2 separate regions of the Homo sapiens genome follow, and region 2 is linked to region 1. Evidence: chromatin loops called from intact Hi-C (ENCODE). Cell type or tissue: dorsolateral prefrontal cortex. All regions are shown on one strand.

Region 1 (8,000 bases):
AATTCTTCGAACACTAAATTTCCTTTTGTGTTGAACAGTGCATATCCCCAAGTGAAAGAAAAATCTCAGCTGTGGTTTTGCAGCTGGATCCACACTTCTAATCAGAGGAGAAAAGGGCCTGATCTCACAACATATTTATATAGTTTTTAAACTTTCTAAGATAAATGAAGCTCCACTATGAGTAATGCCTAATGGTATAAACACCCCTGCTTTAATGATTGCCTAGTAACTATATACTGCAGGCTTGTGAGTTTGCTAAAGAGGCTGAATAAACAGAAATATTCAGGTCCATTTCCAATTCAGGTGGATAAGGGGCAAGAGCAGGCCAGATTTTTTTTTTTGTTAAAATTGTTTTTCCATAATGGTATTGCACTAAAACATCTTTCTGCACTAAAATTTACTCTTGTAAATGACTTCTGCAGATAAGCATCCAAACCAACAACTAATGATTTAAAATGTAAAAACCATGCAAGAGAATGGAACCAACACTACTTCATTGTTTGGTATTAGCTGGTTTCTGTTCTTAGAGTGACTGTACCGGGGGATGATTTTCTTAATGTGGCTCTAACCTTGCAGTCAAATCTTATATTTGTACATTATTTCAGCAATTGAATGAACAGATACAGTTCCCAGTTAAAGGTTGTATTAAAAGGGGCTGGGAGTGATTATGATAATTATTTATGTTTCGCTTTGGCTTGCTTCCTACATAGCAGATTTAATTCCCTAATTATGTTTTGCTTTAGCTTAGGTAAAATTAGCTTGCATTCCTTTGGCACACACCAACTGCAGTTGGTGGAGGAGGCCTTCCAAAACCATAGATTGTTGACAAGAGTGGCTAACTAGATTAGAATTAAATTTACTGAGTAAAATCCACAAAAAGCCTGAGGCACATGTAGCTAATGACATGTGCTATGAGGGAATGTAGTTAGGTCATAGGAAAACTTGTTTCTGGCAATGGACACTCAGAGCTCATCTGCGGAGTTCCTGACGTCAAGATTTGGGGCTTCCTAGGTTGGTCACCATGCTGCAGACAGGGACAAGCATGGTCTGCAATATTTAAATTGTATAACTATAGGCTTGAGGATACAGTCAGAAATGATTTGCTACTCAATAATTTTGTCATTTGGCAATACTAAGACATGATGACATATGGTTTGCTCTTTGGAATTAACATAAATGTTGTCATTTGACTGAAATAAATAATTCTCTTACTCCATGACGGAAAGAGTTTTAGGTTCTGTGTATATTCCTTTATCTTTTCACATGGAAGGAAGCATCCTGTTGTATCATATGTATAACTCTGGGTTTTTGGTTTAGTGGGTTGGAGGATATGGCTGATGAAGCCAAGGACATGGTTTAATCAGAAAACCACTTGGCTCCCAAACATCTGTCTGCATTCCCACCTTTAAGAACTCATTTCCCTGGTCATTTCACCCTTAGAGAGTGTGCTATAGCTCAACACAAATACCTCTATTCCAGGGTTTGGAAAATAATTACCCTCAAATTCTTTAGTCAGTGGGTCATCAGCATCGTTATGATCCAAAAAAAGGATGTAAATAATAGTTTTCTCTATTTGCAATATATTCAGTATTACTCCTTCCATTTTAATGCCAAAAGGAATTTACTGATTAAGACTCATGATTCATTTTTGTTGTAGGGATTTATTTTCCTCCTGTTTATACTTCTATCTTTCTCCTTTTTTACCCTGCCTTTCAGTAATTTTCACTGTAACCCTGGGATATCTTTTATTTTTATTATTAATTATTATTATTATTTAGCTGTTTAATGAGGCTTCAAAAGATTTAATTTCTGGAGCCATCAAGTCAATACCCTTTCACATCTATTTGCTTTGACTGTAATAGAGCCTGCCTTTGTGCAAAGAAAGTCTTAGAAAGAGTTAATTTGCAATAGTAGCAGAGACTAATTCTCAAGAGAGAATTGAAACCAGCAAGTGTCCTCCTGGTGGAGAAGCAGCCCCAGGCCAGGCTACTAGTGAGGAAGTTAACTCCTAGTGTGCCACTTCTGTGCAGTAGGTGAGATCCTCAGCCAACCTTCAACAGTGCTGGTTTTAAGGTGGAAACAGAATGCTGTCAATTCTCCTTCCCAGGTACTGGATTTTGGTGGTTAGAGAATGTGGTGTCCTGTGATTTTTATCACTGTTTTATTTATTTTTTTTCCATTTCACAAAAACAAACAAAAAATGATGGGTGGGGGTTTGCGGTGGGGGGGGGGGGTGGGCAAGGACTGATTTCCTTGTAACATGATCCTGCTTTAATTGTATTTAGGTGAATACAAGCTAATTTTTTCCCAGTGATTTTTTTTTAAAAATTGGGCTGCATGTATAAAAGGGATTTGCTTCCCAGAGATGGTGTCATTTCATATTTCTAACTCTTAACCCTGAGTAAAACTTATTATTATTATTTTTTCCAGAAGTTTGCCAGTTAATTGCTTGAGAAGTATTCAACATCAGAATCAAGAAAATTGATTGCCTTGCAATGTGTGGAAGTGCATTTTGAAAAGAACAAGGAATGCCCTTGGACTTTAAATTTTTACTATCAGTTTGACATCTAACTTTTACTGTCCAGTGGTTTTCTTTAATCTTAAAGAAATCTAGTTATTCTAATATTGAGCAGTTTTAGAGAGTATACTTAATAAAGGAAAGTGGTATAATGAACAGGGATGGATATTAAAGGGATAAGTGAGGGAGTAACTATCAGAGCCAATATAAATAAATAAATAAATAAATAAATAAGTACCTGTACTCACAGGATAACCTGGAGATGATTTCTAAGCCTCTGACTTTTAGCCCCAGAGTTCTAGGTAAAGTTCTTTCTTGACCTCTCTTCTGGGAGGGAACTTTTCACAGTTTATTAATCAATCCCTTTCAGGGTCTTTGCAGAAAAGATTTTCTCTGCCCTGGTTTGTGTCATATTTGGGTCTAATTTGGAAAGTGGAGCAATTAAAGAGTCAAAACCTTTCATTAGGAGCCTGCCATTAAAAAAAGAAGAAAGAAAGAAAGAAAGAAAAAAGGAAAAAAAAAAAAAAAGCTTTGATCTGTAACCCTTGGACTGAACATTCTAGTCATTCATCTTCCAAAATTTCAAGTGCAAGATTTGGTTGTGGTTTGATTTTACGTCTTTGAGACACAGCTTGAATGTCTCAATTTGATTTTATGCATTCGACACATTTTTAGGGATCTGGTGATTTGGGAAGGGCTGTACCATATGGTCTTGGTGAGGTGATAGATTTTCACATTCTGGAAATTGGCAGCAAAGGGTAGGAACTGAATTAGATGTGGAAAGGGAAGATTAAGCGTTTGGGCCTAATTCACTCATCTCATGAAAAATCTTCTGAGACGTGTAATTCCCATAAAATCTATTTTTACAAATACGGCTTTTGTTTGATTGTTTTTGGTGTATATGTACACGTGTCCTCACACGTAGGGAGTAATTTTTTTAAATTCTCTCAAAAGTAGAGGACATGACATTTAGCTTTTAAAGCTATGACATTTAACACTTCTCAGTTAGTCCTTCAGGAGAGATCTCAGACTTAGGGGGGTCACAGAATATAAAACAGCCCGCTACACATTCCCTGAAAAGGAGATTGTATAGAAAGTTAGGAGCTGAGGGGCTGGTGCCACGTTCTAAAAGAAAACAGGACAGACAAATCGTTTTCATCTGAGAATTGTTTTTGGAGAAACACTAGAGTCAACGATAGAATAAATCAGAGCCAGGTGTGTATATATATAGGGAGGATAAAAACACCCTGGCGGCAATGAAATTTAAGAAAGAGCAATTTAAGAAGAAAGGGGTGCCCTGTGTGATTCCTCGCGGTGGGATAGAGGGAGCTGAAGTGTAGGATTTTCCCTGATCTTTCAGAGAATTCAGATTCAGGAGGCCTGACATTTAATCTGGTCTGTGCACGGATTTCTCCGGCTTGGTTGGGGTTCTGCGGAATGCAACGCTCCTCGGGCGCTTTCTGCCTTCACCTCTTCCGTGGTCTTTGATCCCCAGTCCCCGCGCAGGGCCGCAGCGGAGCCAGGTCGTGCGCCCATTTCTCGCACCTCCACGAGCCCGCGGCTGGCGCCACCGGGCGCGGGACGCGGGGCGCGGGGCGGGACCGAGGCGGGGCGCTCCGGCGCGCAGCGGGTTAAGCGGCGAGGGCGGTGGCGAGGGGCGGAGGGAGTGCCGCGGCTCCCGGCTCCCGGCTCCAGGCGCCCGCGTCCCGGACAGCAGCGGGTTAAGTGCCGCCCGCGCGGAGACGGCTGAGTCCGGAGCCGCGGCTCCGAGCTCGCATTCGGATCCGCTAGAGCAGGAAGATGGCGACGGACGGCGCGAGCTGCGAGCCCGACTTGTCCCGGGCCCCGGAGGACGCGGCGGGGGCCGCGGCGGAGGCGGCGGTAACCGAGTTCCCGGGGCGGGCGCGGGGCTAGTGTAGACGCGGGCCGGGGGCGGCGCCGGGGTCCCAGCCGGACCCGACTTCGCACCCCCGGGGCGTTCCGTAAGCCCGGGACTCTCCGGTGCCCCTTCATCGGGGCCCCCCTTCCTCGGGATGCCCACACGGCGGAGGCCGCGGGGGGGAGCGGAGCGGCCACCCTGGCTGGGGATCCCTCCTGTCCCTTCCGCGCCCCACGGGAAGCGGCCCCGGGTCGCCCGGTTCTCCCAGCTCCCTGTCTGCGTCCAGTGCGACCCCTATGCCCACTCCCTCCGCTGCGGTCGCTTCTGGCCGGGGGAGAAGGCTGGGACGTGTTTCCTGGCGAATTTGACCCCCCATTGTTCACCTCTCGCTGCGCGCGTGGTTGCCAGCGCGTGTCTCGGGGGTGCCTGGTACCGCTCAGCGGACCCGGGAGAGCAGCTTGGGGGAGGTGGGCCATCGCCCAGCAGGTGTGGGGATGCCCATTGTGTGCATCTGGTCCTGTGCCTTCGGGAGGCCCACTGGGAGAGGGCCGTGTCCAGATGTGGGCGCTGCTGCCGCTGAGGCCAGCGCTTTAGGTCCTAGCAGCCTGCTGCCCCATTACTTGGTGGTAGTGATTGGGGTGGGGTGGATGGATTGGTTCTTCCCGAGACGATGCTCAGGAGAGGTGGAGGTTCTGCACCTGGTTTCAAGACATTGTTCTCCTTCTCTGGAGTCTAGAGGCCGAATGCGCTACCATTCTTGACTGGTCCTTACTTTCACCCCCTTAATATTCCGGTGTAGAGACTCGCTGGTGGTTTCCAGCCTCTACTTTGGGGAAGGGCTGGACCCACATTTCCTGGGTGGAAAAGGTTCTCGGTGTTTGGGAAGCAGCTTCGCAGGAGCTGCAAGGAGCTGCAGAGAAAGGCAGATCTGGGAGCGCCTCCCACTCTTGGCCAGATCTGGCTGCTCCCGCCGAAGGATGGGGTGGGATGGAGCGAGCGGGGCGTGGACGCCCCCCTCTTCCTATCAAGACCTGAGCAGAATCAGTGCAGGAGAGGGCAGGGCCGGGCGTAAACAGCGGGGGCCGCTTTAACTTCCTCCCACCCTCTGGAGGTAGGGCTTTCTGGAGAGGGAGAGGAGAGATGTGGAGGAAGGTACTTGGGGTGAGAGGAGCTGAGCCTGGCAATGGAAGGAGAAACGGGGAGGAGGACTGCTAATTTCCACTTGTAAAACTGGCAAGTTTTGATTTGAACTTTTGGGAAAATTGAGTTTCCATTCTTTGCATAGAAAATGAGAACTTTAAGATTTCAAACGAAACCTGCCCACTTATGTGAATCAGCTCCCCTCTGTGGGGCACAGTAAGGAAACTAGCTATTGAGACAAGGCTCTCTGGCAAGTGGAAATGATTTGGTGCCTTCATCCCCAAAAGGTGGGAAGGGGAAGGACGAGGAAAAAGAAAGAGGGTGTGTGTGTGTGTGTGTGTGTGTGTGTGTGAAGGGGAAGGACGAAAAAGAAAGAGGGTGTGTGTGTGTGTGTGTGTGTGTGGTGTGTTTCTTGTTCCCCAGAAAGGTTGAATTTGTTTACTTAATCCACTCAGAATGGGTTTCTGTTACCCTCAATATTTTAATCACCTGACAATTAACCCAAACACAAACATCTGACTGATGGTCTGTAGAGCTGATATATAGTTTTGTTTGGTTAGATCGTAAACAAAACCCAGGACGCCAGGCAGATTTCTGTGTTAACAAGGTCAGTGTTCCCTCTCTTCTGTTTAAAATGTTCAAGTCTGATTTTCACTGCTGATAGTTGGGGATTTGATAATTTCACCCTTGTTAATGGGCAGAGCCATGGAAAATCTGCGAAAGTGAACCTTCTTTGCTATTTCCATAGAATCCTTTAGGGTTGCGAGATGCAATAAGGATTCTTCATCTAGTAGTTTAAAAACCAGTAATAATTTCTGAATTTTTAGTAAAATTTTGATGATGGCTTTTGTAGTAAATTGGGCCTTTTATTTTAGTTCTCCAAATAGTTTTGACTTAATAAGGCATGGTTCTCTCATATCAGCCGCTTGACCTATAGACTGATTTTTAAGTGAAAGGAAAGCTAGTGTAGAGGAGTGATATGTGTCATCACAATTGCTCCTTAAAAATCAGAGGCGTTTTATGCATTTTGGGTTCTTGTTGACTGATATTTTTTATTTTAGTGAACAATTCACTTTGCATTTTGGAGATTTGTTGACTTTCAAATTGGTTTACATATCGTGCATTTTTATGTATACATTTGGCAGTAAGGAGTCAATGGAAGCTCTAAAGCAGTAGGCTATTTTTGAAAGTGAGTGTTTTCACTAAGCTTTGACTATTTAGATTGTTGCTTAGAAACAAGCTTAATTTATAGTTTTCAGTTTAATATCATTTTTAGTGGAATGTTTTAAATTTAGTTTGTGATCCTCATTCTTAGCTGTTTAAATCCTGAAAGCATCCCAAGTTTAAGGCTGGGTAACAGCTACATTATTCAATAGGATCATATTAATAGTCTTTGCCGTGAACCGTGCCGGGAAACCTGGGCTATTTTCAGTGCCTTAGCCAAATGTGATGACTTTTATAGGCCATATTGCTGTTTCCACTCTGAAAATAACTCCTAATGGATAAGGCAGTATGGAAAACGAAATCTTCATGCTTTTTATTGTCACCAAAGAATTTTGGAATGAAAGGAAAATGGAGATCTTTTTAGAGCTATATTTGGGAAGCCAACCAACATTCTTGTCATTCTGAGCTTTTCTGGAGCAGCTAATAGACAAGAAGTAGGTATAAAATTTGTTGTCATGGTGGCAGTGACAAAGAAAAACTTGGACAATGATTTAAAATGCACGACAGTGATGTTAAACAAATTAACAGCTGAACTTGAAATTTTTGTTTTCCAGGTGACAGTATTGAATGTAAATGCACTGAAAAGAACTTTCGTAGCCAATTGCGCTAAGCGTTTTTTTAAACTAAATTATAGTTACGTGGCAGCTATAGAATGTTGAAAGTGTTGCAGCTTAATTTTTAAATAGGAAATAACGTAGATTTAACACACATTACTGAACACTTACTGAGATACAGGCATCATGAGTATGATCTTTGCTACCCTAAAGTAATACATTCCAGTGATAGAAACTGACATACGCCAAGGAATCAAATTGGGGATGATGGTGTCATGAGAGGCAAAAATGATTTTGCATTAGAAGTTTGGAGAGGAACAGTCATAGAGAGGGTCCCTAGTGGATGGATCTAGAAACTTCCATAGAAGGATGACATTTGAAGTAGTCCTTGAGACTGAAGGAGGATTTGGACCGGCACTGCAAGAAGGAGTGTGCAAATGTGGTCATATCCTAGGGAGCCATATGCGAAGGGTTTTCAGTGATGAGCATAGAGGTTCCCATTCTGGTCTCAGCTATATGGTTCAGAAAAATAGCTTGGAAGTTGAGGAAATTGACTGGAATATTTTTCCAAAGATGAGAATATAACTGTTTTCAGTGTCCTGCTTTTCACTCTTTTTTTTTTCTTCTTAAATAATAGGTTGTAGATTTCTGTTTGCCCCAGTTTTTGAACTTTATTATTATTGTC
Region 2 (8,000 bases), 200 kb after region 1:
TACAGGAAAAGCTCTTTACCGACTTCTCCACTAACTACATAAAATAAAATTCCCCCTTTCGTAAAGGAAATTTATATCTATAAAGGAAATGATCATGAGTAAAATATCTGTACCATGAAGAGAACTACTCTTTGGAAACATCTTTATCACCTAAGACACTTTTATCTGCACAACAAGGCAACATTTATTGATCATACATTTCCTCTCCTCGCCTTCCCAAAATTTGCCTCCACAACCCCGCAAAAGCCCCAAACCCTTATCCCTTTCTGTAGCTCAGGATAATATATAGGTCTCAATCATCTGGCTGCTTCCTTGAGTCTTACATTTTTGTGGGACTCCCATGTATACACACATAATTAAAGTTGATTTTCTCCTATTAATCTGTCTTATCTCAATTTAATTTGTAAACTAGCAAAATAAACTAAATGGGTAAGAAGTATGCATTTTTTCCTCCCCGACACTGCCAATGGTAAGAATTTCCCATGCCCTTTCCTTTTAGAATAAATGTTCTAGGCCAACCTTCCCCAAAACACAGGATATAAATGGCACAAGAAAATACGGTTATGTAGACAAATCAATTGAGAAACATTACATATGATATTCCACTCTTACAGAGTCAAAATGCACCTTTGCATACTAGAAACCTTGAGAGGTCCTGCAGTAACCTATAGTAGCCCACTAAACAGATCAAGAAACTGCAGATTTAAGACAATCTCACCCCTTGTTATTATACCTTTACAGACTTTGGGGTGTGTAAGATAGAATCACTTTGACATTAGCAAGACTATTAAAAAATCAAACACAGAGGCATAAGCCTGAATCTTAGTAGCTCTAGAAAACATGAGCTTTATCCTGCTGTGAGCATTCTGTTTTTCTCAGTAGATTTCTGCAGTTTCAGATCCCACGGGAAAGTACAGCAGGGCTGGTTGACTCTCTATAGAGAGGAAAACCTAACTAGGAAGTAGTTATCTGACTCCCTGTATGGGGCACTGTAAAATGACTTCCCTCTGATTAAAAATGAGCTAAGTTTTCCAATAAGTATATAAACTTTCTAAAGGTTCCAAATCTGGGAGTGCTGTGTAATTTCTGGGAAGATCCTTACCCTCTCTAAGCCTCTTAGTTCTTAGAACCTCCTTCACAGAGATTGTGTGAAGAACAAAATGAGAATTATACATAAAAGTTTCAGTCAATAATTTAGAGTTGTTTCAAAGAGTCATCCTGGAGGTAAAAGATCAGAAAAACTGAAAAATTCAGGAATTAATACTAAGCTAAAAGACAATTTCTAGAACAGCAAGGTGAGGAGCTCTGTGGACCAACTACCCATCAAAATAACCATTACTGGTAACAATTATCAATCATTTAAAGTCTCTGAAAATGGCCCTAAGCACATACAGCAAAAGCAGCAGCGTTTATTCCAGAAAATATACTAATCTCAGTAAGAACAAAAGTTTATGGCACTTCAGTCACAAGCTGCTCCCTCTTCCCTCCCCCAACTTGGTGTGATAGAAGCTCTACTCCAGGCTGATGTGGCCAAGATGATGGCATTCCCTCTCCCTTGAGTTTACAGCCTGTAACTGTACTATCACCCTGGGAAGTGCAGGTCAATAGCATTTCTTATCCCCTCAAGCCCCAGCTCTGTGTTGTAGTGGCTAAATTCCAGATGAGTGAAACTAAGAGGTCAGGGGCTCCCTTCCTGCCTGCAATCCCCCTTTGTCTTGATCTATTTTGTACTGCTATAACAGAATGCCACAGCTGGGGTAATTTATAAAGAACACACATTTGTTGGCTTACAGTTCTGGAGGCTGGGAAGTCCAGTATCAAGGGGTCAGCATCTGGTGAGGGTTTTTGTGCTGTGTCATCCCATGGCAGAAGGCAAAAGGGCCAAAAGAGAGCAAGAAAGAGAGAGAAGGGGGCCAAACTTGTCCTTTTATAATGAACTCACTGCCGTAATGGCATTAATCCATTCATGAAAGCAGAGCCCTCATAGCCTAATCACCTCTAAAAGGTTCCCCCCTTTTCTCTCTTGCCATCTCTGGGCCCTTCCACCCTCTGCTATAGGTTGACCTAGCAGGAATGCCTGTCAGATGCCCCAGAGGAGGTGACATCAGCAAAAATCATTACCTTAAACAAACTCTTGGAGATATTTTACAACATTGAAGTCACGAAGGATACAATGTTGGAAGCTGGTCCTAAATTAGAAAGGAGTATGACAACTTGCCCAGGCATAGAAAAGATGCTTTCTTCATATTGCAAGTTACATAACCAAAAGAAACCAAGTATTGCTCAAACTACTCTTGATAAGTAGTTTAAAAGAAACATTTTAATTCTCAGTGTTTCTAATGTTTTAAATTACTTACTAAATGTTTCACTATTTTTGTGTCCCTATTGTTTATAACCAACAGTAAGAAAGTTTTAAATTTTTAATATTTTTAAAGGTCATGGAACAATTTTTCCCCCATTAATTATTTAAATTATCTTGCATGGTGATTTTCATAGTGCCATATTAATGTGCAACATGAGGACTACCTATATTTGGGAAAAAACTGACAATGACGTTTATACATGGAGTGAATATTTGAGGATATTAAAGATGACTGTTTTTCTAGTTCTGGTAAAGGTAATATGGATCAGTTTCAAAAGAAAAAGAATGATAGAGAAAGCCGTGTCTTTTAGAGACACATAGAGCTAAAGTTATATGCTGTTTGGATTTGCACAAAATAATATAGGAGGGAAGCATGAGGGAGCATAGATGAAATAAGATTGACTGTGAGCTGATAACTATTGAAGTTCAGTGACAGGGGTGTGAAGTTTATTATACTCTATGTCTATTTTTGTATCTATTTGAAATTTTAAACAATTAAAATTTTAATCGACCAGAAAATGTAAAAGAATGTAATGGTCGTCTCAGGCTCACTTGGAATGTTTAACTTCTGTGGCTCAATAGCCTGTCAACATTGCTTGGTTCAAATGCAAATGCTTGGTGTGAGCTCCAAGCAGGAAGGAAGCTGTGTTTGTGTAAGGACACACTGGCTCCTGGTTTGGCTCCCCGAGGACACTGGAGTATCTGACCCAATTAGGAGATAAGAGAAAATAAAAATCAAATCATAATTTTTTCCTTACAAGAGGATTGCCTATGATGACAAATTTGCTCACACAACTTCTCTTTTAGAATATGAATAAGCCCATGGCACCTGCTGCCAATGAAAAGGCAAAGGAGAAGGGAGATAATTATATTTAAAATAGTCTTATTTTCAATTAGCTTATAGAACATTGACAAAAATTATGGCCAATCAATTGTGGCCAAATGTATTGATCCTTTCTTTTAATAAAACAGAGAAAGTTTATTTCTTTATATTATAATTTTTAGTAAATTATGACTTAAATTTCATAAGGATTAATTGCAAGGTAGATTTTTAAATTGCTTCTATAAGTATTTGTGTCAATATTTGTCAATTCAGTTTTGGTTTCATTTATCAGCACATCTGCCATTGCTGATAAAGATTGCTCCTTCTATTATTCCATCAGTGACAAAGGTGAATGGGAAAGAAGAGAGTTAAAGAGCAATTTGTGCCCCAAAACTATTCAGGCTTAATTTCTACTTTTCAAAATGGCTTAAAGATAAAATGTCTTTGAGATTCACTTACATTAGTATGTGAGGCTCTGTACTCATTTCTGTTGTTGGCACTGGCTGTCTTAACAATAAAACCAAATCTCCACAAGGTGGCAGTTTTTGAAGATACAATTGTACTTTGTGTACAGATTCTGTACTTCAATGAATAGAAGATGTATTGGAACTGAATCATAACTTTTGATCCAAGTAGCATTTTAGAATTAAGGCCAGCATTAGCATATTCACTTATAAAGTTGTTGACCACCTTTCATAATGTTCTTAACCATTTTACAACTAGAGAAACTGAAGCAGATTATTTCCCTGACGCCTTCACGGGACTTGAGACAGGGGTGCCTCATTTACCCATCCCGCCCCGTCTACCCCTTGTGGGAGGGAGCGTGCGAATGAATAAGTGCAGGAACCAGAACGAGCGAGTGCAGGAACCAGCCAACCGCTTTCAGGTGCCGGCAGTAGCAAACTCTGTGCGGGCCCAGCGGCGCAACCAGGTAGGAGTGCCTGAGAGCCTGAGGCCCAGAGGGTGTGTTGCAGTGCTCTTTCAGCTCTGCCGTCTGCGGAAGGCTTAAGTGTTAACAGCTCAGTGAGCTCTTTGCCTTTTCATGTGAGGCAGCTGCCCTCCACCAGCAAGGGCAAACAGCCAGTGTGACAGCCTTTTGTATCCATACTCGTGGCCTCCAAGCTCTTGTCTGGCGTCCAGAAAAAATGAGGTCACATGAACGAATTGAAGGATGGTAAATGAGGGATTTTATTGCTGATGAAAGTGGCTTTCAGTGGGAAATAGAGCTGAACAGGGGACAGGGCAGATAGGTAATCTTCCCCTGAAGTCTTGCCTTCTCCTCTCAGATTCTTCTCCAAAGTATGCTGTCAAGCTGTCGCTCTGAAGTCAAGCCACTTCTCTCCAATGTCCAGTTATAGTCCCATCTACCAACTGAGTCTGGGGTTTTTATAGGCAAAGGATGGGGGTGGAGCAGGCCACGGGTAGTTTAGAAAAAGGCAACATTCGAGTGGGAAAACAGGGATAGAAGTTCTCACTTTCGGTGGCAGTTTCAGGTTTTTCGGATTGAGGGTGGGGTTTCACCAGGGTCCCGCCCTTTTCTGCCTAGAATTTCTCTGCCCCCTGTCCCTATCAATACTGAGTGATTAAAGAGCAATTGAATATTCCCATTGTATGGAATTAAGGATAAACCCAAAATTTTGCCAAGACCTCTCCTTTCTCTGAGAAAGTACACAGGTATTGAGTCCCGGCTCCCTGTCAACTGACAATGACTTGGGTCTCTTAGCTCTACACACTGGGAACAGCTTCTAATTCCTAACCTAACAATTTGGAGTTCTCATGCTCCAATGTATTTGTCTTGCATTTGTAGGTTTTTTCACTGTATTTTTAAATAGGGAATTGTGATTGTCCACACCTGTTTTAACAGGTCAAACAGGTTTTTATATTGAGCTCTTTAAACCTCATTTTAAATTGTCTTCCACATAGTATTTGAGGTTCTTTCTTTAGTGAAGTACTAAAATATTTACCTTGGGGGTTTTATTAGCCTTTCACTCGAATAGGTAACAATTTCCCAACCATGGAAGGTCCCTGGTTACTGGAAGGAAGCATATTCATTTCAGGTTTTGGCTTTTTTTCCTCATAATGAAGATAAACAAAGTGAAACAACTAGGAAATAAATTAAGAAAGTGTGTGTCAGATAGGAGTGGGCATAGACAGGGACAAGTAAAGCCCCAAAATCAAGACTTCAATACAGAAAACAAATAAAAATAGAAAGTCTGTGGCTATAATAGTTTATTTTATTTTTTTAAATGGGAAAGAGGAAAGAAAATCTCATATGAGGAAAAATCAAGTGTAGGGATATATATAAGCTAATATATAAATGAAATGAATACCTGAAATGGTAAAAGGGACAGAAGCTAGAAATTTGTAATTTAAGGTACTTGCACTGATATGAAATGGAATATTGTTATTTAAAGGCACATAGGTCACTTGTAAATGTTTATTGCAAACTGTAGGGCAACCACTAAAAAAGTTTAAAAAAAGAAGAATTGCTATGTTAAGAAGGTGAGAAAATAGAATCCTGTAAAATGCTCAATAAAATTTAAAAAGGCAAAAAAATGGGGAAAGTAAAAATAGGAATAAAGAACAAAGGAAACAAACAGAAAACAGGAATAAATATGGTAGATATTAATCCAATTATATCAATAATCATTTTAAATGTCAAGAGCTAAAAAACAAAGATTGTGAGAGTGAATCAAAAAGCAAGACTTACATGATGTCTATAAGAAACCTAGTTAAATTTAAAGCCCCAGGTAGATTAATAAAGGGATGGATAAAGTTATACCATGCTAACAAAAGAAATCCAGTAAAGGAACTCAACAACAAGACACAACCTGATCAAAACACGGGCCAAAGACCTTAACAGATGCCTTGCCAAAAAAGATACACAGCTGGCAAATAAGCATATGAAAACATACTCCACATCATGTCATCAGGGAAATGCAAATTGAAATAACAATGAGATACCACCACAAAACTATTAGAATGGCCAAATTCTAAAACGCCGAGGACACCAAATGCTGGCAATGATAAGGAGCAACCACAACTCCCATTCGTTACTGGTGGGACTGCAAAATGGTACAGCCACTTTGAAGACAGTTTGGCAGTTTCTTACAAAACGAAACATCTTTTACTATATGATCCAACAATTGAACTCCTTGGTACTTACCCAAAGAAATTAAAACTTATATTTACACAAAAACCCACACACAGATGTTTCAGCAGCTTTATTGAAAATTGCCAAAACGTTGAAGCAACCAAGATGTCCTTTAGTAGGTCAATGAATAAACTGTGGTACATCTGACAATAGAATATAATTCAGCACTAAAAAGAAATGAGCTATCAAGCCATGAAAAGATACGGAGGAAACTTAAATGCATATTACTAAGTGAAAGAAGCCAATCTGAAAAGGCCACATACTGCGTAATTCTAAGTAGATGACATTCTGGTAAAGGCAAAACTATGGAGACAATAAAAAGGTCAGTGGTTGCCAAAAGTTAGGGGAGAAAGGGGAATGAATATGCAGAGCACAAAGTATTTTTTGGGCAGTGAAACTACCCTGTAAGATACTGTAATGGTAGTTAACTTGTCATTACACATTTGTCCAAACCCATGAAATGTAAAATACCAATAATGAACCCTAATATAAACTATTGTGTTTGGGCAATAATAATGTGTCAATGTAGGTTCATTGGTTGTGTTAAGGAAAAAGTGACTGAGGCAGGTGTCTTAATCGATAGAGGTTTGTTTAGCCAAAGTTTGCAGATGCACCCAGGAAGAACACAAGCCAGAGGAGCATCTGTGACCTGTGCTTTTCCAAAGAGGGTTTGGGAACTTTAATATTTAAAGAGTAAAGTGCAAACACGGAGAAGGAAAAGAGGATAGAGGGTAGGCAGTGAGGCAAATGGTTCTATTCAGGGGAGGCTTTGGTTAGTGTTCAGTAAATCCAAATTTTATAGGTAAAAAGAGGGAGTAAAGGAAAAGTCAATTATGTGTTCATTGCAGGGTAGACAGCACGATGATTTCTGGTCTTGCCCGCGTCCTGTGCCTATGAAGACAAGCTGGTAATTGACATCATCAGGGTGAAATTCAACATAACTCAGTTTTAGGGCTATTTTATAGGAGGGATATGTATCCTAAAAGATAGGGTCTCACAAGGATTTTCCTTGGGCACAATTGTGAGGGAGGTCATTTGGGGAGATATGTGGCCTTCTATCATTGTGGGAACCTGGTTTATGGATGAGGCTATCACACAAGATTGTGAAGTTACGGCTGTTAGGGAACAAAAGGAAGGCAATATTGAGTAATTCAGCTCTGAAGCTTAACTTGCCCTTTGGCATAGTGAGCTTGGGGTCTTGAAATTCTATTTGCTTTCACAGTTGTAACAAATGTACTACTTTAGTGTGGGATGTTGAATGGGGGAGGCTATCATGTATGGAGAAGTTATATGTGAACTCTCCATACTTTTTGTTCAATTTTGATGGGAACCTAAAACTGCCCTAAAAAAAATAAAGTTTAGTAATTTTAAAAAAAGAACTAGACTAGAACACGCTCTGAGACTGCCCTCTTGGGGTTACGTGTGAAAACAAACCTCTCCAAGAAAGAGAACACAGGGCCGGAGGGCCTGGCATTCAGTAGGGATCTGCAGTCCGTCCACCACATGCTAGCAACTGCACATTTCATGAAGAAGCTCAACAAGGAAGAAAAAAAGGAACTAAAGAAGCCTCATCAATTAAAAAGAGGGATTTGGACAAAGAAAATCCATGCAGGTGCCAACGCAGAAATAGTATTTTCGTTGATGAAGATTTTTAACTTACC

What was found. Hi-C counts contacts between places; a loop is a spot of excess contacts. Peaks named below come from ENCODE experiments on the same cell type or tissue, not always from the same donor. Only the 100,000 strongest peaks of a DNase experiment are listed, where the experiment ranks them.
Region 2: it touches region 1 in a loop (4-fold over the local background); 2 of 110 quality-filtered maps call a loop at or near these places.

Annotation. Positions count from the first base shown.
Region 1 is chr7:117,869,734-117,877,733 of GRCh38, reverse strand. It overlaps CTTNBP2 (cortactin binding protein 2), which reads left to right and starts at 4,293. Exons shown (of 23, transcript NM_033427.3): 1 at 4,293-4,399. The coding sequence starts at 4,319. In dorsolateral prefrontal cortex, a CTCF peak has its summit at 4,958; DNase peaks (open chromatin) are centred at 4,263, 4,953 and 5,393; H3K4me3 peaks cover 4,610 bases; H3K27ac peaks cover 5,491 bases.
Region 2 is chr7:117,669,773-117,677,772 of GRCh38, reverse strand. No RefSeq gene overlaps it. Among named protein-coding and RNA genes, the nearest start is that of CFTR-AS2, 26 kb to the right of the region's middle. RefSeq lists a cis regulatory region at 3,715-3,728 and an enhancer at 3,585-4,158. In dorsolateral prefrontal cortex, CTCF peaks have their summits at 3,531, 3,738 (motif pointing right) and 7,752 (motif pointing left); DNase peaks (open chromatin) are centred at 4,252 and 7,782; H3K4me3 peaks cover 942 bases; H3K27ac peaks cover 1,786 bases.